2 separate regions of the Homo sapiens genome follow, and region 2 is linked to region 1. Evidence: read pairs that join two places in POLR2A ChIA-PET (ENCODE). Cell type or tissue: HCT116. All regions are shown on one strand. Each heading gives the region's core, and the rest is flanking DNA. Links, peaks and the distances in the headings are about the cores only.

Region 1 (12,478 bases), core at 3,637-8,636:
ATTATATAACATATTATATATAATATATAATAGAACATATTTTAGTTAATATATAATATATATTATAAAATATATATATAATATATAATATATATAATATATATTATAAAACATATATATAATATATAATATATATAATATACCATATTATATATAATATACGTAATATATATTATATAACTTATATATTATATATAATATATATTATATATAATATAAAATATATTATATATAATATATATTATATATAATATAAAATATATTATATAATATGCATTATATATATATAGTCATGACACTATTGCATCATTCTGTACTTCTATGTATATTTACTTTTACCAGTGAGATTTATTCTTTTATATGCATTTGTGCTGCTGTTTAGTATCTTTTTATTTCAACTTGCAGAACTCTCTTTAAGCACTTCTTAAAAGGCAAATGTAGTGGTGATGAAGTCCCTCAGTTTTTGTTTATCTGGGAAAGTCTTTATAGATCCTTCATTTTTAAAGGACAGTTTTGCCAGGTATATTATTCTTGGTGGGTTTTTTTTTTGAGCACTTTAAATATATTATTATTCCACTCTCTCCTGCCATCAAAGGTTTCTGCTGAAAAATCTACTGATAGCCTTATCAGTGTTCCCTTTTATGTGATGATTCACCTTTCTCTTGCTGCTTTCAAAATTCTCTCTTTGTCTTTGATTTGTAACAATTTAATTATAACATCTCTCAGTGTAGTCCTCATTAGGTTCAACCTATTTGAGTGTTTTGTTGTTCTTCTTCCTTAGTCTGAATGCTCATTTTCTTCCCCAGATTCAAGAAGGTTTTCGACACTATTTCTTTAAATAATCTTTCCTTCTCTATCTCTTTCTTTTCTTCTTATGGGAGTCTCTTAATGTATATATTTGATGATGTTTCATAAGTTCTGTAGGTTCTATTTAATCTTTCTCTTTTTATTTATTTTTGTTTCTCTGAATAATTACAAATAAACAGTCTTTAAATTTGCTGATTCTTTCTTCTGTTTGACCAAGTCTGCTGCTGAAGTTCTCCATTGAATTTTTCAGTTTAGTAATTGTATTCCTCAGCTCTTACATTTCTGCTTTTATTTTTAATGGCTTCTATCACTTTGTTCAACTTCTAATTTTTTTTCATGTATTGTTTTCCTATTTTCAATGTCATGTTTTCCTGATTTTTTATGATCTTTATGACCTTGCATTAGTATCTGAACATTTGAAGAAGCAATCACTCCTTCTGGTCTTTACAGTCTGACTTTGGCAGAGAAAGCCCTTCACTAGTTAGCCTGGCCAAAGATTCTAGATGGGCTAGTTGTTTTTGTCTGAAGATGGGATGTCTGAAAGTATCTGTGGGCCCTGTGGGTGTGGTTGGGCCCATTGATAGTGTCTGCAGGTGGGTGGGCCCACTTCTGAGGCCATGAAGAGTGAATATGATAGTTCTTTTCTTCTTGTAGCAATGGATAGGCCACACATATTCTACAGTTATCTACTGTCTAAATAAACAGTACTCAATTTTACCTTATCTGTTAATGGTAAAGCTAACATACATTCATTCATTTTTCTCCCTTCCATTTCCCAGTTGCTCTAAACATGTACCATTGTCAGTTACTTTTAAAACATTATTTCATATGTCATGTGTTGTATTGATATGCTACAATCTGATACGATCATGGCTGTTCATTCTTTTTTTCTCTTAACCAGATTCACATTATCTAAAGATGCAACATAAGGCAAATAACAATGTATTCTTTATCACTTATTGATTAGAAAGAGTAATTGATTATTTCAATTAATTAGGTCAATCCATGGCTCAGGTCAAACTATGTGTATTGGTCAGGGTTCTCCAGAACGACAGAACCAGTAGATTGTATATCTATATGGCTGTGTGTGTGTTTGTGTGTGTGTGTGTGAGAGAGAGAAAGAAAGATATTTATTATAAGAAATTGGCTTATGAGATTATGAAGGCCGAAAAGTCCCATAATCTGCATTCAATATATAGCAATTTCAGCTCTGTGGCTACCAGAAATAATTGTCTTGTTCTGAGCACACATAGAAGATCTTATGTCATTTATACACTTGGCTTAGAATTCAATCCTTGAGGGCATCCTTTCTTTCACCATTTTGTCTAGCAAAATTAGGAGCAACTAGCCAATATACACCAGTACATATCGGCGTGTATGTATATAAATGTCATTTAGTAATGAGTCCAAAGTTCTTAGAAAAAGGTGAAGAAGTGGTATAAATCCAAATCTGAGGAATGGAGAAGATGAGATTATATGTTGCAGCTCAACAGTTAAGTAGGAGGTGAAAAGGGCACATTTCTCTTTCCTCCGCCTTTTGTAGCTTTCAGGCCCTCAAAAAATTGGATAATGCTCACCAATATCAGGGGAGGCATCTACTGAGTCCATTGGTTTAAATACTGATCTCATCCAGAAACACCTTTACAGACATACCCAAAAATAATATTTTATCTGGGCACCCTATGACCAATTAAATTCACACTTAAAATTTACTATCATACCATGTGTATATCCATAACCACTCATGCCATTATTAATTTCTGTCTTTTTTCAGTCTCTGTATGTGGAGAACCTATAACATGTTAGCTACTGTCAATTACATCTGACTTAAAATTAAATGAAATAGTCCATATTCTAGTAGCATTTATCCTTTGCAGAATAACACAGAAAAGCAGCTACTTTGCAGACAAGAGAATACATTTTAAATACAAGGATCATGCCTAGCCAGAACCTGAGGATCCCTGGAGTTAAGAGTCCCCAGAAGCTGTCAGATTACCTAGAAATTAATATACTTCTATTATAGACTTCAAGTCTTATGACATCATAATCACCATCATTATCATTAAGCATAATCAGGATGTCTTTATCATCACAGCATGGTGCCTACGTTGACACTATTCAGAAGTTTTACTCCAAGAAAAAATAACTTTTACATGAATTTTACAAAAGTGACCAAATATCAAATGGACACAAATATAAACCCAAGATTATATATGAAGCAAAGTGAATCTTCAATTTGTTTTCCCAGTTAAGTGAATGGGGGAAGCATGAAAACTTCATTCAGAAAAAATACAACTTTTGTTTTTCTTTTTCCAGCAAGACATTGTGATCCAAAAGTCACCACTGTGGTTCACTGAAAGCACCAGCATGCATATCCAGTATCATATTATAGATAAAAGGTAGTTTAAAAAACATTAAAAGTTAAATTGGCCGGGCGCAGTGGCTCACGCTTGTAATCCCAGCACTTTGGGAGGCCGAGGCATGCAGATCACAAGGTCAGGAGATCGAGACCATCCTGGCTAACACGGTGAAACCTCATCTCTACTAAAAATACAAAAAAAAAAAAAAAGTTAGCTGGACATGGTGGCGGGAGCCTGTAGCCCCAGCTACTCGGGAGGCTGAGGCAGGAGAATGGTGTGAAACCTGGAGGCAGAGCTTGCAGTGAGCCGAGATAGCGCCACTGCACTCCAGACTGAGTGACAGAGCTAGACTCTGTCTCAAAAAAAAAAAAAAGAAAAAAAAGAAAAAAATTGAATTAAAACATTTTGATTGATTCACTCATTCAATTTAAACAATGTCTTGGAAATTATGGGATGTATAGAATTGGACTAAAACTCAGTCCACATACTGCAATTTTACTTGAACTTTGCTCAACTTCCATTTATACTACCTGGAAATTTTCTTGGTGCTAGTTGCGTTGTCTATTGACTGTTATAGCATTAATTTTTCTTCAAAGTATTATTCTCATTACCAGGAATGAATATGATTACACTCTTTGTTAGAACGTACAGTACCTTGGTAATATGTACATCCGTCATTTCTTGTGCAAACAAATATCCTATATGGTTTGTTTAAAGTCTTTTCCAATGACTATCTGTTCTCATGGGACAGGTGAAAGTTGGTATCTAGTGATTCCTTTCTTACTTGTAGCTTGCTTCAGCTCCAAAAATATTGTATATTTCTTAACAAGCAGGAATATCAGGGATGTTGACAGTTACTTTTTGATTTTTATTTTTAAAAATATGTACTCTTGGGAAAAAACTAACTGTTCAGAATGAAAAGTAAAATCCTTCACCCTCTCACGTCCTCATTCTAACAAATCCTCAGAGGTAACTAACCACTAAACAGTTCCTTTTGTTTCCATTTGGTCATTTTCTATGTATGTGTAAAAATATATACCTATATGTATAATCTCATTTTTTTATTTGGCACAGCCAGGATTGTATTTTACTGTTCTGAGAACAGGAACTTTAACCCAATGTAGAGAAAATAACAGCAAATTCAACATTTTAGTGTCATTTAATTATTATAGAATAAGTCTCAGAACTTTTGGGTTCTTTGAGCTTAATTCAGTTGTTAGAAAAATTGTCTCTCTTCTGATTAACAGAGCAATGACTCTAGAGGTAGTCTATCTGGTTGGAAGTCTCATTCCATTACTTTCTTGATATGTGACTCTACTGAAGTTGACTTAGCTTTTTGGGTCTCAACCTCCTAATGTGCAAAACAGTGGATATAATACTACTTGCTTCAAATGTCTTGAATTAAAATCAAAGCAGATTGTACACTATGCCATTTCAGGGCAGTGATGGGTATAGAAGCCTGACCTTGCTCTAAGTTCAAGCAATGATTAATCTAGCTTCCCTCCTGGTGGGTGACTGAGGCCTTTGCCTGAGGACAACTTTAAAGAGGTAGGAAATCCACCATTGTGTGTTTCTAGTGTGTGTCTCAATTATTGCCGTTACATAGTTACTCTTGATAGTTTTCCTACATTTTTGGTTTGTAAAGATATATCAGTATGCATGTATCTGAAGCAGTTTAAAGTGGCCACTATTACTTGTGTAATTATAAGGATGTGGGCAAAAACCAGTAGATTCTGAGACTATACGCATGTCAATGAGTGGAGCAGACAACATACCTATTTATATGTAAATAACTGAAAAATGTAAATTACAATTGTTGAAATGGAACTACTGTTTGTGCTGTCTTTAGGTTTCTATCTATATAGTAGAAGTAATAATTATATGGTCAAATATATCTTCGAATGCTCTAAAGTTTCATTCATTAATATTTACAACTATAGATTAAAAGTACTATAGAAAATCTTCCAATATTTATAGAATATATGCACTTATTTACTTAGTTCTTCTACATTGCCACAGGTGACACATCTAAGTAGGTCATATTTCAACAATGGTAGTTTCCATGTTTGGGTTCTTTGTAGATCACCATGGATGCTGTGTCTGACTCACTCATTTTGGAGGGTTAGGTGTAGAGAGTCTCCCTGGATCACATTCCATGGGTATATTCCAAGATACACACTCCACTTAACAGGCAATTGGATTGGTAAATGGAAACCAGTTAAAGAAAGAAATATAAACATGCCTGCCATTAGCAACACAATATTTTTGCATTTGGATGTTACTGACCCAATCTCATTCCATTGTTTTATTGGAATGAATTCAGTTTATAATTTATTTATGTTTCAGGGCAAGAAGTTAATTTTGTTAACTAGTTTCATTCCAGAGCTCTCTTTCATCCCCATATCATGCTAAAGTATTCCTTTAAAAGCCACTGGAAAAGTCTTAATGATTCTAGAGACAGTTCCACTCATGTCTTTGATTTATTCATTTATTCAACAGGATATTTACTAAGAGTTCTCTCCAGGGTATAATATGTCAGCAAAATATTAAAATAAGAAATAACTTCAGCTCTTTCATTTATACCCTTATGGTAGGGAATAAAATCATGATCATGGTCTATTTTCTGTCATTCCCTATCTACAGTTTCTTCATTGTCACTCTAATGCCAAGTTTTCTAGGAAAAAGAAAAAAAGTTATCTGATCTAATTTTCTCTTTCTTTGAGAAGTTTCAGGGTTCAAAACCACTTTTTGGTTTCCTATGACTTTTTATATTTCCAAGTTGTCACATTTAGCTTAAGTAGTGTATAAAACAATATTTGTAGGATACTCTATACCCAATAAAATCTTAACTGGTTACATTTTCCTATTATTTTTATTCTTATTTGTGATCTAAATATGAAATATCTCACAAAATCATAAACTGACAAGTAGTTATAGTATTTGATAAAATTTCTCCTTTGATGTGTAAAAAATGTGATGTACTTTTTATAAATAATAAAAGTATTTTTCTGCTTTATATTCAAAATGATCCTGATAACAGTAAATCATTTAGTTGGCAAACTTTTCTTTTTCACTGAATATACTTGGAATCTTATGGCTGAATTTAGCCTACCTCTCCATGGTAACAAAATATCCAGCCAATTTTTCAAGACAAAAATAAAATTGTTTAGTTCACTGATAGGCCATATCATAACATAAATGTAAACATAGTGTTATAAGTCATCTCTATTTTTATCATTTAGTTCCTGGCCATTCTTAATTTGCTTAAAAATTTCTCCACTTGGACGACATAAGAAGCACATACACTTAGTTTTTGCCTCCATAGTTACAATTAAACAAAGAAAGAATGAGTGTGGAGATGAATGGGAAAGGAAAACAAAGGGGAAGGGGAAGAAAACTAAAACTGACTTTTCTCCTTAGAAATTCCAATTTTTTAATTCATGAATGCAAGGCTTTTTAGCCTCTTTATCTACTTTGATGTATTTTTGGAGAATATTACTAACAGTTGAATTCAGCTACAATTTTTAGCTCATTTCCACAGAAGCCTGTATAAACAAAAGATTATTTTTTTCCAATCAGGTAGAATCAGTAATCTAAGATTTTAATGTTCTCTGCCATTAACTATTTCCATTTAAATACAAGATTTTGGTAAAGTCATCACCATTCTCTCTATTTTTAAAATAATCAAATAATTCTGAGGGAAAAAAATATGGAATGCAATATATAGGTATTTCTACTATATCTTCCAAACCAGTTGTTTCTTCTCTGGAAGAAAAAAATTCTTTTGTCCAACTTCAAAGTATATATGCTTATGAGAATTAGCTGAAGAAAATCTAGAAGTTATCTTGGTAATACATTTAGAAGTTTGGGAATGACCAGTTTTCCTAGAGTAGTAAGAAACAAGATTACCTTAGGGAAATAATATGGCTAAAGATACACCACACTTAGCAGTTGTCTCATACTCCACTACATTATCAAATGGGGTCAACTTTTAAGCGGGAGCAACCTTTCAAGATTTCTCCTAATCCTTTCTTGCTGACATTATTCTAAGAGGTGTGGGAACTCCTTTCAATGACCACGGTGGTCTTGCCAAGCAAAAATTTCCCACCAGGTTTTTGCCAGTGTGTAGAGCTTAACAGATGCCTGGGAAGATTGTAGCTGCTGAGCAAAAATGCTGCCTCTCTTCTAGTAGAGGTCACGTATAGAGAAACCATTTTGGATTTCCTTGTTAAGTTTATGATGGTAATATTCTGGTGCTTAACTTTAAAAATTATTTTTTTCAAAAACTTGGAATGTATATGAATGTGCATACACAAGCAGTCTTACACAGTGGCTGAAAGTATAACCTTCAGAGTCCAACAGATGGAGGCTCTATCCAAATGTCATCACCAACTAAGTCTGTGGTCGACATATTAGGTTGTCTATGCAAAATCCATCCCCTTCTTATTTCTTTGCTAACACAGTTCCTAATTTGTTTAGACTTTGGACACCCTTATATACAGAGATGGCTGGATTTCGTCTCAGCCTCAGGAGGCAAAGCTTGATTAGTTTAAGCCAGTCAAGGGTATTGTATTCACTGCAAGAATGATGAATTTAGAAATTGATATGTCCTGAAATGAAAGCCAATAGGACTTGAGGTAAATCACAGAACAGCTTCTGGGAAATTGCCCTCATCCTTAAAATGCATGTTCTTTTCTGTCTTTTAGATATTGAATGAAGCTATGATACCTGTAGCAGTTACTGCCATTTTGGACCCATAAACTGACAATCCTTAAACATTACCAGGAGGGCAGAGCGGAAAGAACATTGATGTCATCACTGAGTTGCTGGATTACCTTACTCTAGAAATAGCCAACTCTGCATGTTTGGTTATTTTTTTAAAAAGTCTTCTTTATTATTTACATCATTTTGAATGGGCTCTAACTCTAGCTCTTATAGTAAAAAGCATTTGAACTGATACAAATAATTATCTCCATATGGTTATTTTGAGAATTAAATGAGATAACACATAAAATGTATGCTTGGGACAACGTCATACATAACACTCAAGAGTACATATTGTTAGTATTATTGATGTTGTTGATGTTAAAGCTGTTACTTCCTGCAATGATCTTGCAATGCATCAGGTTTTGACTTTAGTTTTGGGCAAAATTATGAGGCTTGATTAGGAAAACATGATGAAAATTTTATTTCCTACAGCCCATTTTCTTCTTTCAGCATGTCTTTTACTTACTTTCATGCCCCTTTGAGTCTCCCCAATCATCTAGAAAGGGGATCTACTAGTGATGGCAACAAAGGAGCATGGACTGCTTAATAAGGCAATTTTTAACCCAAAAGAATAAATCCCAGCGTTAGAATTCCAAACACAATATCAAGTTGTGGGTAAGAATTTGGAGTAAGCAGGACTTCTCTACATCTCCAAAATGTTATCACACAAGCCTCTACCTGTATGTAAAGCCAAACTTTCCAGTATACAATTGGGCACTAAATTCCAGATAGTTTTTTTTATCTGGTCATGGCCTTGTAAGAAAAGAATTCTCCTTTCCTGTTTAATGTTAACATTTAATAACTATCAGGTGGTGACCTGGGCACTGCAGATCATTATCTGTTGTCAGTGACAGTGCTGTTCATTTTCAAACCAGTAAGAGAAGTTTTTTTTTCCTTTTCGTATCCGTAAAATTTGTGAGGGATTTAAAACTTGAAAAATGTGGGTTTTTCTTGCATTTCCAATGGACTAGGTCTTTACAATCATTAACTGTTTTAAAGTTGAGAAGAGCTGCTAAATTCTTCCGAGCGTGAAAAAAGATGGGCATGTGCTGTAAATTGACATAAAAAAAGTGGCAGCTTTGAAAGTTTGCAAGATCATTTTTACCAGAGCTTATATTTGGTATGAGATATCAGTAAAGCAGTTTTTTTTTGTTTTTTTTTTGTTTGTTTGTTTTTGAGATGGAGTCTCACTCTGTTGCCCAGGCTGGAGTGCAGAGGTGCCATCTTGGCTCACTGCAACTTCTATCTCCTGGGTTCAAGCAATTCTCCTGCCTCAGCCTCCCGAGTAGCTGGGATTACAGGTGCGTGCCTCCATGCCCGGCTAATTTTTTGTACTTTTAGTAGAGACGAGGTTTCACCATGTTGGCCAGGATGGTTTTGTTCTCCTGACTTTGTGATCCGCCCACCTCGGCCTCCCAAAGTGGAGGGATTACAGGGGTGAGCCACTGCACCCAGCTGTAAAGCAGATTATTAGGAGGAATAGTTAACTAGGAAAAAAAGGACAAACATCACATTTCACTTCTATCTGCCCTTAAGAAATATGACAATAATCTGAAAAATTGTCTAAAATACCTAGAATGCCTTGAGATCAATTTGATGACTTATCTGTTAGACAACTATACAGAAGGCAGATCTCTTCATTGCAATGCCCCCAAGAAGGCCTTAAAGGGACTGTTTTCTCCGCTATGTTCTATCTATCCTCACAGGTAGGACCAGCTATACAATTTTATTAAGAATTTTAAGACAATGATAATAGAGCATTAATCCAGCACAGGACCCTTCTGACCTGATTCTGTGCTACTACACAGGATGTCTATCTGTGAAGCTGGCCCTGCTGGAAGGGTCTGATTTTACTCATCTCTCTGCTCCTTTAGTGCTGGGTAAGTGAAGCAGAGGAAAGAGAATGTAGAGAGACAGACATGATTGAAAACTTGGCTTTTTTTCTTTTTAAATGTGTGGATGTGAGTGGGTGAGTTAAAGTCTTTGTCTGTTGCATGACACTGTTCAGAAAGTCTAATGCTGCATCTTGCACAAGAGGGTCTCAGTAAATGGTTCAGGAGACTTTGGGTTTGAATTCTATAAAAACCTAGTCTGTTGTCCAGGTGACTATGGCTCTATTTGAGTGAGTGCTAGGTCATGGTTTTATGGGCTTTATTTCATTCTATAGCATACATCCTAATGTTAGCTTATAAATACAATCATGCATTGCTTAATAATGGAGATACATTCTGAGAAATACATCATTAGACAATTTCATCCTGTGGGAACATCATAAAGTATACGTATGCAAACCTAGATGATACGGGCTACTACACAGCTGAGTTATAAGGTATCACCTATTGCTCCTAGGCTATAAACCTGTGCTGCAAACCTGTACAGCATGTTACTCTACTGAACATTGTAGGCGACCGTAACACAGTGGTAAGTGTTGTGTGTCTAAACATATCTAAACAGAAAAGGTACAATAAAAATATAGTATAAAAAGTTTTTAAACTTGTGCACCCATACAGAGCACTTACCATGAAAAAAAAAGCTTTCAGGGCTGGGAGTTGTTCTGATGAGTCAGTGAGTGTGTGTTGAGTGAATGTGAAGGTCTAGGATATTACTGTACACTACTGTGGAATTTTTATACACCATACACTTAGGCTACATTGAATTTATAAAAAAAAAAAAAAGTAATTATGCCTCAGCATTACAGTGGCTATGATGTCACTATGCAATGGGAATTTTTCAGCTTCATTATAATCTTATGGGATCACCATCATATATGCAGTCCATCCTTGACTGAACCATCGTTATGTGTCACATGACTGTGTACGAGTTTGGTCACAAGAAAAGCTGATTGAGAAGTCCTGGAGTGGCTAAATCCACTCTCATCACATAAAAACTAATTCAGAAGGTTTGGCAGTATTGTATCTCTATATAGTAGGTGGCATATTGTTATCATTACAAATAATGGAAGATTTTCTCCTTTCTTTTACTGTTTTATATTGCTTAACATATTCCAGATAGGTAATGGCATTTATGTCTTTTACTTTTTTGCTTTGAATTGACAATCGTAATATGTCTCTAATCTAAAAGCCAATGTCTAAATTCCAAATAACATAGAAATAAGGTGCTTCTTTGGAAATCCTCAGTTAAAATAAACTAAAATATCCTTTGTTTGAACTTCATATCTAATGTTGGAAAAGTGGTTACCTCACCGATCTGCTTCTAGTACTCACATTTCTTTTCTTTTCTTTTTTCTTTTTCTTTTTTTCTTTTCTTTTTTTTTTTTTTGAGACAGAATCTCGCTTAGTTGCCCAGGCTGGAGTGCAGTGGCTGGCGCGATCTCAGCTCACTGCAAGCTCCGCCTCCCAGGTTCAAGTGATTCTCCTGCCCCAGCCTCACGAGTAGCTGGGACTACAGGCATATGCCACCACATTGAGCTAATTTTTGTATTTTTAGTAGAGATGGGTTTTCACCATGTTGGCCAGGATGGTCTCGATATCTTGACCTCGTGATCTGCCCTCCTCGGCCTCCCAAAGTGCTGGGATTACAGGCGTAAGCATCCATGTGAGTACTAGGCTGGGTACTAGGCACCCAGCCTAGTACTCACATTTCTAAGAATAGACGTAATGAAAACTAAATAGGTGACCAAGAGAGAAATAGATTACACTCATTATTAATTATTCTATAGCTGCATGACATGTTGAAGAAAGCTTTAGATCAACAGTAAAATTAGTTAAATTATCTGCCCTGATTTCTTGTTACCCTGTATTTAAGATTTTTGCCCATCCTTGGACAAAGTTGCCATTGGAAAAAAGGAAATGTCCCTTTGGACTTGGATTTAGTCCTAAGATATTCTTCAAATGTTGACTGACACCTGAAAACACACATGGTTTTTGGAATACCATCTTTAAACAAGTGAAGATATTGAAGCCTAGAGATATGAAATAAGTATGCTGCCTAGTGTTAGGCACTTAAGCACGATGATGTTTCCATGTTCACAGGAAATGGAAAGATTGTCTCACTGAATAAATGTTTGTTTCTCTTGGCGAATAAGGATCTGACCAGTGTATTACTTGATTGTATTTATTTTATGTCCTTCTGTAGTTGTCTCTATCAGTGTGTGGTTAGATTTTTAACTCCCAAATGGTGAAGCTGGTGCTTAGTGTCATCTAATAATGTCTTTAAATCCCTCTTTAAATCTGGAGACCAGGACATGCCTGGCTTGTTATCATTATTAGGAATCCATTTTAAGATTCAGGTTTCATGTGATACACATGAAACACGAAGCCAGCCAGAAGCCACACTTGTATTGGTTGTTTCCATACCTTGCCTTTGACAATGGCATCAACTCTCACAATTAGCAATGTGGGAATCATAAGTGGATGAAGGGGATTGATGACATAGTACAGAATAAATGATATCCTCACATAGGCCTTTCCTAAGAAGTATTAACTGTAGGCAGCCACCACTCTATCTGGAGGAAAATGGATCACCACACTGATAAGCTTGAGACCTTCAAAAATAATCATAAATATAAAGCCTACAAGGAAAAA
Region 2 (12,478 bases), core at 3,124-8,123, 60 kb after region 1:
CTTGTTGCTGCTGCACCTGAACTCCCAGAGCCTGGGCTACCACTGTGTCACATCATTCCAAGGACCAGAGTCAACACTGTGTGGTACCTCACCCCTGGAGCCTGAGCTGCTGCTGCGTCCTATTAGTTCCATGTACTGAATTCCAACTGTGCCCTGCTTCATGGAGTCTGAGCCTCCAGAGCAGCTCTTCTTCCCCAGAGCTGTACCAGTGCTGTCCCCTTTCCCCCAGAATAAGAATCATGGCTACATTCCAGCCTCCTGGGCCCAAATTGCTGGATTGCTGAATGGAAGAATGACATTCACTCATGCTTTGAATAGTAAATTTGGACCTTATATCCTAGTCAGTACAGTAGTTTTGCAAGACCCTAGGCCTATAAACCTGGCTCTACCTGAGCCCATAAACCTGGCTCCACAGCTGCTCCAAGCACTTTCCCCTTATGCCCTGGATTCTAGTGCCACAGTGGCTGCCTGTGAGCCATGTTAGACCTAACACCAAGAAAGATCACCTTAGCTAAGATGCCCCACTGTCAGGAAGACAAGAACAGGAGGATTCCTAATGCTTTTAACTGAGGTACCCATAGTCATCACTAATACTGATCACAACAAAAGAAGCTGCACAGAGACCACACCGCTGTTTCTGCATGTAATTAGAGCCACCCCACCATGCCCAATCATCATCCTCAGGCCCATCTGCAGGTAAAAGTGTTCCCTTACAAAACCACTCTGTAAAATCTGGAAGAGGTGACTGTGCCACCAGAAGCACAGATGTCTATGCAAGAACACAAGAAACAGGAAAAAGCAAGAAAACATGATGCCACAGAAAAAATGCAAAAATTCTTCAGTAACTGCCCCCAAAGAAGTGGACATTTATAAATTGCCTGAAAAGAAATTCAAAATATGATATTAAGCAGACTCAGAAAGATACAAAAGAATTCAAACAGGCAATTGAATAAAATGAAGGGAACTTCGTGATCAGAATGAGAAATTCAACAAAGAGATAGATATCACACAAAGAAAGAACTAAACAGAAATCTTGGAACTTAAGATTTTAATTAATGAAATAATACAATTGAAATAATCAATAATGAACCACATTAAGTAGGAATATAGCAGCTGTGATTGAAGGTAGTTCTTTCAAAATAACTCAGAGGAAAAAGAAGAATAAAGAATAAGAAAGGATGAAGATAGCCTACAGGACTTCTGAAACATCATTAAGTGAACAAATATTCACATTATGAAACTTCCAGAGAAAGACAGGACAGAGAAAGGAACATAAAGCTTATTTTAAAAAATATTTGCTGAAAACTTCCCAAGTGTGAGGAGAGATATGGACATCTAGATCCATGAAACTCAAAAGTCTCCATATAGACTCAACCCAAAGACATCCTCCATGAGGCACATTATAATCAAACTGTCAAGGTCAAAGACAAAAAGAGAATTTTTAAAACAATAAAAGTAAAGCATCGTGTTACACATTAGACTATCAAAATATTTTCAGGGGAAACCTTCAGATCAGGAAAGAATAAGACAATATATTCAAAATGCTGAATGAAAAAAAAGTCAGCCAAAAATTTAATAACCATCAAAGCTGTCCTTCAGAAATGAATGAGAAATAAGGTCTTTCACAGACAAACTAAAGTTGAGGGAATTCATTACCACTAGACCTGCCTTACAAGAATCCGAGTTTTTCAAGTGGAAACGAAATTTTGATCATTACTATCATAAATACATATGAAAGTATAAAACTGGTAGAGGCAAATACATAGTCAAATCCAGAGTATTTTAATACTGTAACGGTGCTGTGTAAATCACACTTATTTCTACTATGAAGGTTAAAAGTCAAAATGGTAAAATGTAACTAAAGCTACAAAATATTTGTTAAGGAGCACACAATCTAAAAAGCTATAAATTCTAGCATCAAAATCATAAATGATGGAAAAGTAAAAGTCTGGAGGTTTTTGTATGCAACAGAAGTTAAGTTGTCATCAGCTAAAAATAGTAGATTATATCTATAAGATGTTTTACGTAAACATCTACAGCAGATATACAAATGATAAAGCAAAAGAAATCAAAGCTTAGCATTACAGACAACTATCAAATCACAAAGGCAGACAACAAGAAATAAAAAAGAAAGGAACAAAGAACCCACAAAACAACTGGAAAACAGATAATAAAATGGTAATAATAGTACTTAACTATCAATATAGCCTTGAATGTAAATGGATTAAATTTTCCAGTCAAAAGACACAGAGTGGCCTGCCTGCAAGAGACTCACTTAAGCTTTAAGAATACATAGGCTGAAAGTAAAAGGATAGAAGAAAGTATGTTATGTAAATGGTAACTAAAAGAGAGCAGGAGTGGCTACATCTATGTCTGATAAAATAGAATTCAAGTCAAACACCGTCATAAAAGTCAGAGGTCATTATTTAATGTAAAAGGATGAATTCATCAAGAAGACATAACCATTATAAATATATATGCAATCAACATTGGAGCACCTAAATACACAATCAAATGTTAATGGAAATGAAAGGAGAAAGAGCAGATAGCAATAATAGTAAGATATTTCAATACCTCACCTTAAACAATAGATAAAACAGACACACTATTAATAAGAAAATGCTTGACTTGATTTGCGCTTTTGACAAAAGGGACCTAACAGACATAAATAGAATTTTCCATTCAACAACAATAGAGTGCACATTTTTCTCCAGCGCACATTAAATATTCTCCAGGACAGATCACATTCTGGCCACAAAACAAGTCTTAACAAATTTAAGAAGATTGAAATGATGTCTACCATTGTTTCAGACCAAAATGATATAAAACTAAAAACCAATAAAAGGAGAAATCTTGGTAAATTCACAGATAAGCAAAACTTGAACAACGTACTCTTAAATAATCAATGGATCAAAGAAGACATCAAAAGGAAATTTTAAAAATATTTTGAGACAAATGACAGTGGAAACACAAAGTGCCAAAACCTACAGAATGCACCAAAAAAAGCTCCAACTGGAGAATTTATAGTGATAAGTGCCCACATTTAAAAAGAAGATAGATCTCAGCTACATAGTCAACAACACACCTCAAGGAACTAGAAAAAGAAGAACAAGCTAAACCAAAATTAGCAGAAGGAAGAAAATAATAAAAATCAGAACAGAAATAAATAAAATAGAGAGCCAAAAAATGATAGAAAGTATCAATAAAACTAAGAGGTGGTTTTATGAAAAGATGAAATTGATAAGCTCTTAGCTAGTCTAAGAGAAAAGAGCGAAGATTCAAATAAAATAAAAGGTGAAAGTGGAGAAATTTACAACAGATGCCTCAGAAATAAAATGGGTCATAAGAAACTATTAAGTACAATTAAATGCCAACAATTGGATAACCTAGAGAAAAATGGATAAATTCCTTAAAAAAAAAATGCAATCTACCAAGACTGAGTCAGGAAGAAATAGAAAGTGTGAACAGACCAATAACAAATAGATATTGAAGAAGTAATTAAAATAATTCCAACAAAGGAAAGCCCAGGACAAGATGGCTTTACAGCAGAATTTTACCACTCAAAAAAGAATTAATATTAATACTTCCTGAACTATTATGAAAAATAGAACTAGAGAACATACTTCCAAACACATTTTATGAGACTAGTATTACCTTGATATCTAAGCTAAATAAAGACATCACAAGAACAAAAACTATAGGCTATTTTTTCTGATGAATATCGATGCAAATATCTTCAATAAAATATCGAATATTAGCAAACTGAATCCAACAACATATTAAAAAGATTATGTATCATGACAAAATGGAGAAATGAGATTTGTTTCTGTCATGCAAGGCTGGTTTAACATAGGCAAATCAATCAAGGTAATACACCATATTAACAGAATAAAATATTAAAAGTACATGAGTATCTCAGTTTAAATAGAAAAAGCATTTGACATAGTTTAACATCTTTTCTTGATAAAATGTCTCAACAGTTAAGTATAGAAGAAAAATTCCTTAACATAATAAAGGTCATTTATGAAAAGCCCACAGTTAAATTTTATAATCAATGGGGAAACACTAAAATCTTGACCTTGTACCAAGATTCAGTACAAGGCAAGGATGCCCACTTCTATTTAACATATTACAAGTACTGGCCAGGTGCATTGGCTCACACCTGTAATCCTAGCACTTTAGGAGGCCAAGGCAGGTAGATCACTTGACCAGGAGTTTGAGATCAGCCTGGCCAACGTGGCATAACCCTGTCTCTGCTAAAAAATATCAAAATAATAATAATAATAATAATGGCCAGTTATGGTGGCACATGCTTGTAATCCCAGCTACTTGGGAGGCTGAGGCATGAGAATTGCTTGAATAGGGAGGCAGGTGTTGCAGTAAGATGAGGTCGTGCCACCGCGCTCCAGCCTGGGTGACAGAGCGAGACCCTGTCTCAAAAAAAAAATATATATATATATATATGTGTGTGTGTGTGTGTGTGTGTGTGTGTGTGTGTATATGTGAGTATATATATGTGTGTGTATATATGTGTGTATATATATGTGTATATATATGTGTATATATGTGTATATATGTGTATATATGTGTGTATATATGTGTGTATGTAAATAAAACCAAAACATATATATATATGCGCACACAGACATATATATATGTTTTCATATATATTTTTTTCATATATATATATATATATATATATATATATATATATATATATATATATGAAGTACTAGCAAAAGCAATAAAATAAGTAAAAGTAATACAAATCAGAAAGGCCGGGCGCGGTGGCTCATGCCTGTAATCCCAGCACTTTGGGGGCCGAGGCGGGCGGATCACGAGATCAGGAGATCGAGACCATCCTGGCTGACAGGATGAAACCCCGTCTGTACTAAAAATACAAACAATCAGCCGGGCTTGGTGGTGGGCACCTGTATTCCCAGCTACTCGGGAGGCTGAGGCAGGAGAATGGCGTGAACCCGGGAGGCAGAGCTTGCAGTAAGCCAAGATCAGCCACTGCACTCCAGCCTGGGCAACAGAGCGAGACTCCTTCTCAAAAAAAAATAAAAAACAAATCAGAAAGGAAGAAATAAAATTGTAACTATTTACAGATGTTATGATGATTCTATATGTAGAAAACCCCAAAGATTCCACAAAAATCCTGTTAGACTAATAAATGAATCCAATGAAGTTGCAGGACACAAAATAAACACACAAAAATAAGTAGCATTGTTATAAGCAAGTAATGACCTAAGGGAGAAAGAAATTTTTAAGAAGTCCCATTTACAACAGAATAAAAAAATAAAATATCTAGAAATAAATTTAACCAAGGAGGTAAAACATCTGTACAATGAAAACTATAAAACATTGATTAAAGGAATTGAAGAAGACAAACAAATGGCATGATATCCTGTGTTCATGGATCAGAAAAAATAATATTGTTAAAGCAACATACAGATTCAATGCAATCTCTATCAAAATCCAAATGGCATTCTTCATAGAAATAAAACAAAATCCTAAAGTTTGTATGGAATTATAAAAAACTCCAGATATCCGAAAATGTTCTGGGAAAGACAAAACATAATAAATATTGGCAAGAATGTGAAGAAAAGGAAACTCTTGTGCACTGTTTGTGGGAATATAGATTGGTACAGTCATTCTGAAAAATAATATGGAGATTTCTAAAGAAATTAAAAATAGAACTACATATTATCCAGCAATCCCTCTTCTGGATATTTATCCAAAGAAATGTAAAGATATCTGCACTCCAATGTTCATTGCAGCATTTTTCACAATACCCAAAATATGGAAACAATCTAAGTGTCCATCAGTAGGCAAATGGGTAAAGAAACAAAATTATGGTACATATATACAATGGAGTATTATTTGTCCCTAAAAAGGAACAAGATGTTGCTATTTGCAAGAACATGAATAAGCCTGGAGGTCATTATGAAATATGAATAATGACATAATGAAATTTCATATGTCTGGCATATGAAATATGCCAGGCACAGAAAGGAAAAATACTGCATTATCTTACTTATAAGTGGCATCTAAAATTTTTAAAAAATGAAATGTACAGAGATAAAGAAAAAAACAGTGGCTATCAGAGGCTAGGAGGAAATGAGGATATAAAAGTCAGAGGATGCAAAGTAGCAGAAATTTTTTAGAACAAGTTGAGAGATCTAATGAACAACATGAGGACTATAGGTAATTAAATTATATTGTATACAGGATCCATGCTAAATGAGAAGGTTTTAGATGGTCTTACCACGAAAACAAAACAATGGGTAACTATGTGAAATGATGGATATAGGGCTTTGTAACAGTCAGGGTTTGAAAAAAAAAAACAAAACACCAACAATGAAAAACAATTCTGCAACTCAGCAGTTGTAGCAAGTGACTTGGCATCTTTGAACCACAGTGTTTTTGTGTGTAAAATGGGTACAATTACATCAACCTTGCAGGTGTGTTGTTATATAAACCTAGCAAAATAAATACTGGCTATCATTATTAATAGTAGAATTTATTGATCATTTCTTTAAAGGGATCTCTTAGGTCCTGGCTCTTATGGCAAACTTTTCCATGTAAAGTGAGCTCCCAATTTCTGCCCTATAATATATCTTTTAGGGGCATATTGAACTTGTAGTAATTCACTGACTTGAAATGCAGAGTATTGTGCCTGCTATTGAAGGACACCCATAATTGAATTTGATTCATATCTTATAAAGTATTGATCATTTCAGAGAAAAGAAGACATCCACATATATAGAAATATGCAAGGTAGATTGTACTAAATATCTCAGGATAGTTTTTAAACATACTGACTTAGAAGGGCTGGTAAAATATCCAGGTAGAGATGTCTATCAAGAATTTGAAAATGTAGGACTGGTTCTAAGGAATGAGATGCATGCTGGAAGGTAGAGATGAGGTAACTATTCACTTGATGGCATGTTAGTCTGCTTTTGCATTGCTCTAAAGAAATACCTGAGGCTGTGTAATTTATAAAGAAAAGTGGTTTGTTTTGGTTCATGATTCTGCAGAGTGTACAGGAAGCAAGGTGCTGTCATCTGCTTCTGATGAGGCCTCAGGAAGCTTATATTTATGGTAGAAGGCAAGAGGGTGCTGGTGTATCATATGGAAGGAGTGAGAGCCAGAGAAAGAGCGGGGAGGTGCCACAGGATTTTAAACAACCAAACCTTGTGTGAACTCACTCATTACCATGAGGAGGGCACCATGCCATTTATGAAGAATCCACCCTCATAACCCAAACACCTCCCACCAGATCCCATCTCCAACATTGGGGATTACATTTCAACAAGAGATTTGGAGGGGACAAACATCTAAACCATATCAGATGGTATCCTTGAAGCCATGGGATTCATAGTCTGAAAGGAAAGTGAAGTGAGGAAAAGGGAAGAGGAAGAAGGATAAGTAAAATGTTATGGAGCACCTCTACTGAGGCAGACCTCAAACAGTGCCAGTGCCCAGATCGTGTGCTTCCCCAGGGAGAGAAGTGAGACACAGATGACTGCAAAGCCACTAGAGATAGGCCTACTACTATTTCACTAAGTGGAACAAAGTAAAACAAATTTTAAGCATAAAATAAACATTTTATTTATATTAATGTCAAAGATCAATTTAGCGTTATTTTTCTATTTAGTAGAAGGTTGCCTGGTGAGTGGTCAACTACAAATGTCAAATAACTTGAATTTGGGAAAAAAATATTTTAAGCCAACATACTTTCTCAAATAGAGGGGGAAAAACTAGTTAAGTCTAAACTATGTATGTGTTAGCATTCTATGTATCTGGGATAATTTTTTGGTTTTTCCAGTTGGAATATTCATATGGAGATATTTTTAAAGACAGATAAGAGTGCCATTAAAAAGTTTGCCTTCAGCAAAAAGGTTGCAGAGGTGAGACATACTCAAGATTGCCTGAAAAGCATAAAGACAAATGAGAACAAATTATTATGTAGTCATCAGAGTCTACTGTCCTCTCTTGGTTTTCCAATTTGTGGTTATCTATTGGGTTAAACAGTTTTAAAATGGCTGAATTGGAAACCATGGGCTGTACTTGTGTTTATTTTTAAAAGGTTTGTTTCTAGGAATAATTTCTGTACTTTGGTACAATAACTCAATTTTTCTCCTTGTGATTTTCTACAATCATCACAGTTCCTGTTTGTTGGAGACTATCCCTGAAGCAGAGCATGGCTTTGGCAGTGATAATCATAATTTATAGAGAAATGACCTGTTTTTACACCCAACTCAAAGAGCTGTCATTTTAAGAAAAACATTTATTATTGTTCAATTGTTGTTTAACTTGTCTTATTATTGAACATGGTCTTATTTTACCCAATTATTTTTAACAAAAAAAGGAAAACTTGACTAGTAGAATGCATGGTTGGTTTTGAAATTAGAACAAACTTGGTCCTAGGGCTACTTCTGAGATATTAAGCCATCTTGAGGCTGGCTGAGAGACTTGTCAATCTGAAATAATAAAAAGGATCAGAACCCAGTTTAAAAGCTGAGAATGGTCATTCAGGTAACACAGACTCCAAAGGAATAGAGTTAGAAATCAAAGAAAATTAATAAGATTATGTTTCCTATATGAGACTTATGTGTTATAGCAATTTGATTGGCTACAAGCTTGTTTTATTTTCCTTTTCCAATTAAAAAGAATATATTTAACATACCATCTTAGATGATGTGGTAGTCATGAGGCCTTTGTGTAAAAGAAGTAAGAAGGAAGTTAATCTATGATGAAGATCAACAGCGGAGAGGGACAGGGTCTTCTTCTAGTGTCCTATACTCTTTCACAACATTTTACAGAACAATGTAGGTAAAGAAAAAGTTTGTCTATTATCAGAGCAACAAAGGTTACAGCTGCCTAGTTATAGCTGCCTACCATGTGACTCAGGTCCCATAATCTCATTCCTTTAAGGAACAAAATAATTTAAAATTTCAACAGCTTCGATTTTGAATGACTTATTTTTACAATCTAAAGTATAACAATTAAGATGCTCCTCATTGTTTTGAAGCACTTTATTTTCTAACTTAGTGTACTCCAAAACATGTTTTTACTTGTTAATTTATATATGACTAATTGGAGAACAGATTTGCGGTGGATTTTATAGTTCTAAGATACACTTAGGATGATGAAACATAGACTGAATGACCTGAACCAAATGAAAGTTAAGCCTTGAGAGATACAGATCTATGCTTTAACTAAATGGTTTCAAAATATTCAATGTGTCATTTACTCATCCCACTCAGCAAAAATAAGATATATTGAGCCCCTGTTGTGTGCATTGTTCATGTCCTCATGAATCATTTAGTCTGTGGAGTGACATATGTTAAGCAAATACATACTTAATTATGATTGTGATCCTACTTCAGAGAAATAATGGAATGTGCAAAGGGCATGTAACAGAGACACCTGACAGGGCCTGTCTGGGAGGGCATGATCAGAGAAGACTTACCTGAGGAAGCAACATCTAAACTGAGGTTTGAAGAATGAGTAGAAGCTGGACAGGGGATGGAGGAGGGGAAAGATAAGCCTTTGTGAGGTAACTAAGGATGGAGAAACCTTAGTACCTTTGGAGAATTCTAAGAAAGCCAGTGTGGCTGAAGCGCAGTGACAAGATGAGGCTGAAGGTGGCTGGGGACCAGTCACACAGGATCTTGTATTATGTGACTACGTTTCCTAGGGAGACAAGAAATAAAATGCAGACACATGCTCGACAATGTTAGCAACAATTGCAATGAAAATAGCATTGTTGAGTATTTACTCTGTGTTGAGCTCTGTCCTGGGAATTTTACACGTATCTTTGCATTTAATTTTCACAACAACCTACAAGGTAGCTATTTATTATGTTCCCATTATATTAAAAGGATAAGTGTATTAACTTACAGACAATGTTCGACTTTAAATTTACGTGGCCAGTCAGTGATAAAGCCAGGATTGGAACCAAGAGTTTCCTAACATCAGAATCTGCCCTCTGAATACACCTGTAGGTGAATTAGCTGTAATAATTATTTCAACCTCTTTGTGTTTAGTAAGTATTGTTTTTATTTACTTCTTAGGCAAAGGCTTGGCAAAAGATACAAAAGATACCTTTTCCTCCTTATGTGCTTTCATCTAGAAAAGCAAAATGAGAATTCGCTTGCCTCTCAATTTGTAGAGATGTTTTATATGGCATCTGGGCTGAGAATGAATGGGAAAAAGTTAGGATTTTTAGACCACAAATTCTTTGCACTATTTCACTTAAAACACCAAATACAGTAAGTGACTGAGAATAATTTACCCATCCAGATGCTGGATGAAGCTGAGACATAACATTTGGACAAACTTCCTCAATACGTTGGAGACCCTAATGGAGCCTATTCTGAAACTTCATAATATGGTTCAGAAGAGGGTTTAGAGTCTAGCACAGCATGATTGAGTTGAAACTCAGCTACTTATTAGCTGTGGGATTTTAGCAGATTAATTAAACTCCCTGAATCTTTGCTTCTCATCCATATGTAAAGATAGTGAGAACAATAAATAAGGGTTTCATTGATACCTACTTCACATGAGTGTTGTGAAGTTTAACTGAGATAATGTATATTCAAAGTTTAGTAATTGCTTGTCAGTCATTATTAATTAACTTTTTGGAGAAAATGAATACCAAGTAGTTTCAAATTTTAAGTCACTCACAAAAATAGGTCAATATGATGTATAATGCCCTAAATTATATAGCTAAAAAGGGCATGAAACATTAAATAGAAAAATTGAATAATCCATCTCAAATATAAAAATATTTTTTACAAAGATAAAAAAAATCCAAGGGCAGTAGCCTTAAACAGGTTATATGTCTCCAATAATGTCTTATTTATCTTTATCTTTATAAGGTCAACACTTAATGCTATGCTGGAAAATACATATCTCTCAATAATTGCTTGTGAAGTGAATGGATGAATAATAAATACAATAATTAATAAGTGGATGGATGAATATAGCTTCATATATTGAGTGGTGTAAGTGTAAATTCAGTGACTGTCCAATGCAATAATCACTTACTTCAAACTGAAACTAGTAAAGAGAAAGCAATGTTGGAAGATAATCGGAAAGCAAAGCAAAAAGATAAAACCTCCATTAGAATCAGCAAGAAAAAAAGATGAAGAATCCCAATGCAATTATTCCTGACTATAAAGATATACTTTTAAAAGAATGAATATTTAATTTCAACTTAATGGACATACCTGTGACCTAAATGATCTTTCGTAAAGGGCAGCTCTGCATTCACGCACACCTAAGCCTAGAATGGACACCTTCAGAAGCCATTTTAGAAGTCTGTTCTAAACAATGCACATTTCCAGAAGATGAGGTATTTGCAAATCCTTCAATTCATATATGCCACTTAGTCATATTTAGTTTTCCAGAAATTTCCATTATGCACTCTTGCTATCCAAATCAAGACTTTTAAAATACATTTGCCCTTCACTCCATCCTTCAAAAATCATGTGTTTAAATTTTGGAGAGAAAACAAATCAGATGCAAATGATTGGCTGTTTGGGGAATCAAATCAAAATGTATTAAAGTTGAATTAATTAATACAGAATAGATATTAACAAATGTGGCCATGAGGGTGTGTATGATACATGCTGTCATCGGAACTTTAATTTCCAGTAAAAGGCACACACATAAGTTGAGAATGCTATTTATGGACTTTCCTTCACATATATATATATATATATATATATATGTATATATACATGAAGAATACATATGTGTGTGTATATATATACATATGCAAACTTATAGTATTTATATATAGACAAACTTATACGGTATTGAGAACACAATGTCTTAAGAATACATATGTGTGTATATGAGGGATCTAGCAATTGGAAGTTAAGAGCAGACTTTGGTTTATTATATTTGCAGAAGGCTGAGGGTAAGATTATACTAAAATTTAGAAGAGCTGTCTTTACATGGCTCAATATTTTTCCATTCTGTCTTTGTCAAGAAAGCCATGAAAAAGAATCAGTAAAAAGTTGGTTTAATGCAATGCAATAAGAATAAAGTATAGAGAAACTTGGCTGCATGTATTAACAATGAACACAAGCTGGATTTGGGCCCTCTTCACATAATCCTTTGTTGGTTTAGATACAGTACTTGGCATTTATCAACATGTGTGTTAACAATGAACTGTTTTGTTTATATTTGTAGGGAATGTAAGACCAAGGAAAGCAGGTGAAGAACAGCGTGTTCATAAAGCACAAAAGGAATAAAGATGATTAAGAAGTCATTTCAAAGAATATTTGTAACAATACCCACAATATACCAGTGCACCTGTGGGCATTTATCTTTATAAGACTATAATGTTTATTATCATGATACCTCTATCCTTCACAAGAAATGTGAAAATTGAAGTAGCTCTTAATGGAAAGGTAAAACTACTCTTAAACAACAATAAAAGGCCAATGTGTCCCAC

What was found. Peaks named below come from ENCODE experiments on the same cell type or tissue, not always from the same donor. Only the 100,000 strongest peaks of a DNase experiment are listed, where the experiment ranks them.
Region 2: POLR2A ChIA-PET joins it to region 1 with 5 read pairs; 2 of 35 experiments call an interaction of 5 or more read pairs at or near these places.

The regions. Positions count from the first base shown.
Region 1 is chr4:74,548,228-74,560,705 of GRCh38, reverse strand. LOC107986229 (a long non-coding RNA gene) reads left to right here. Exons shown (of 3, transcript XR_001741513.2): 3 at 7,874-11,106. Among named protein-coding and RNA genes, the nearest start is that of AREG, 110 kb to the right of the region's middle. In HCT116, for the core only: no CTCF peak of the experiment used is centred there; no DNase peak of the experiment used is centred there; H3K27ac peaks cover 709 bases.
Region 2 is chr4:74,487,645-74,500,122 of GRCh38, reverse strand. No RefSeq gene overlaps it. Among named protein-coding and RNA genes, the nearest start is that of AREG, 49 kb to the right of the region's middle. In HCT116, for the core only: no CTCF peak of the experiment used is centred there; no DNase peak of the experiment used is centred there.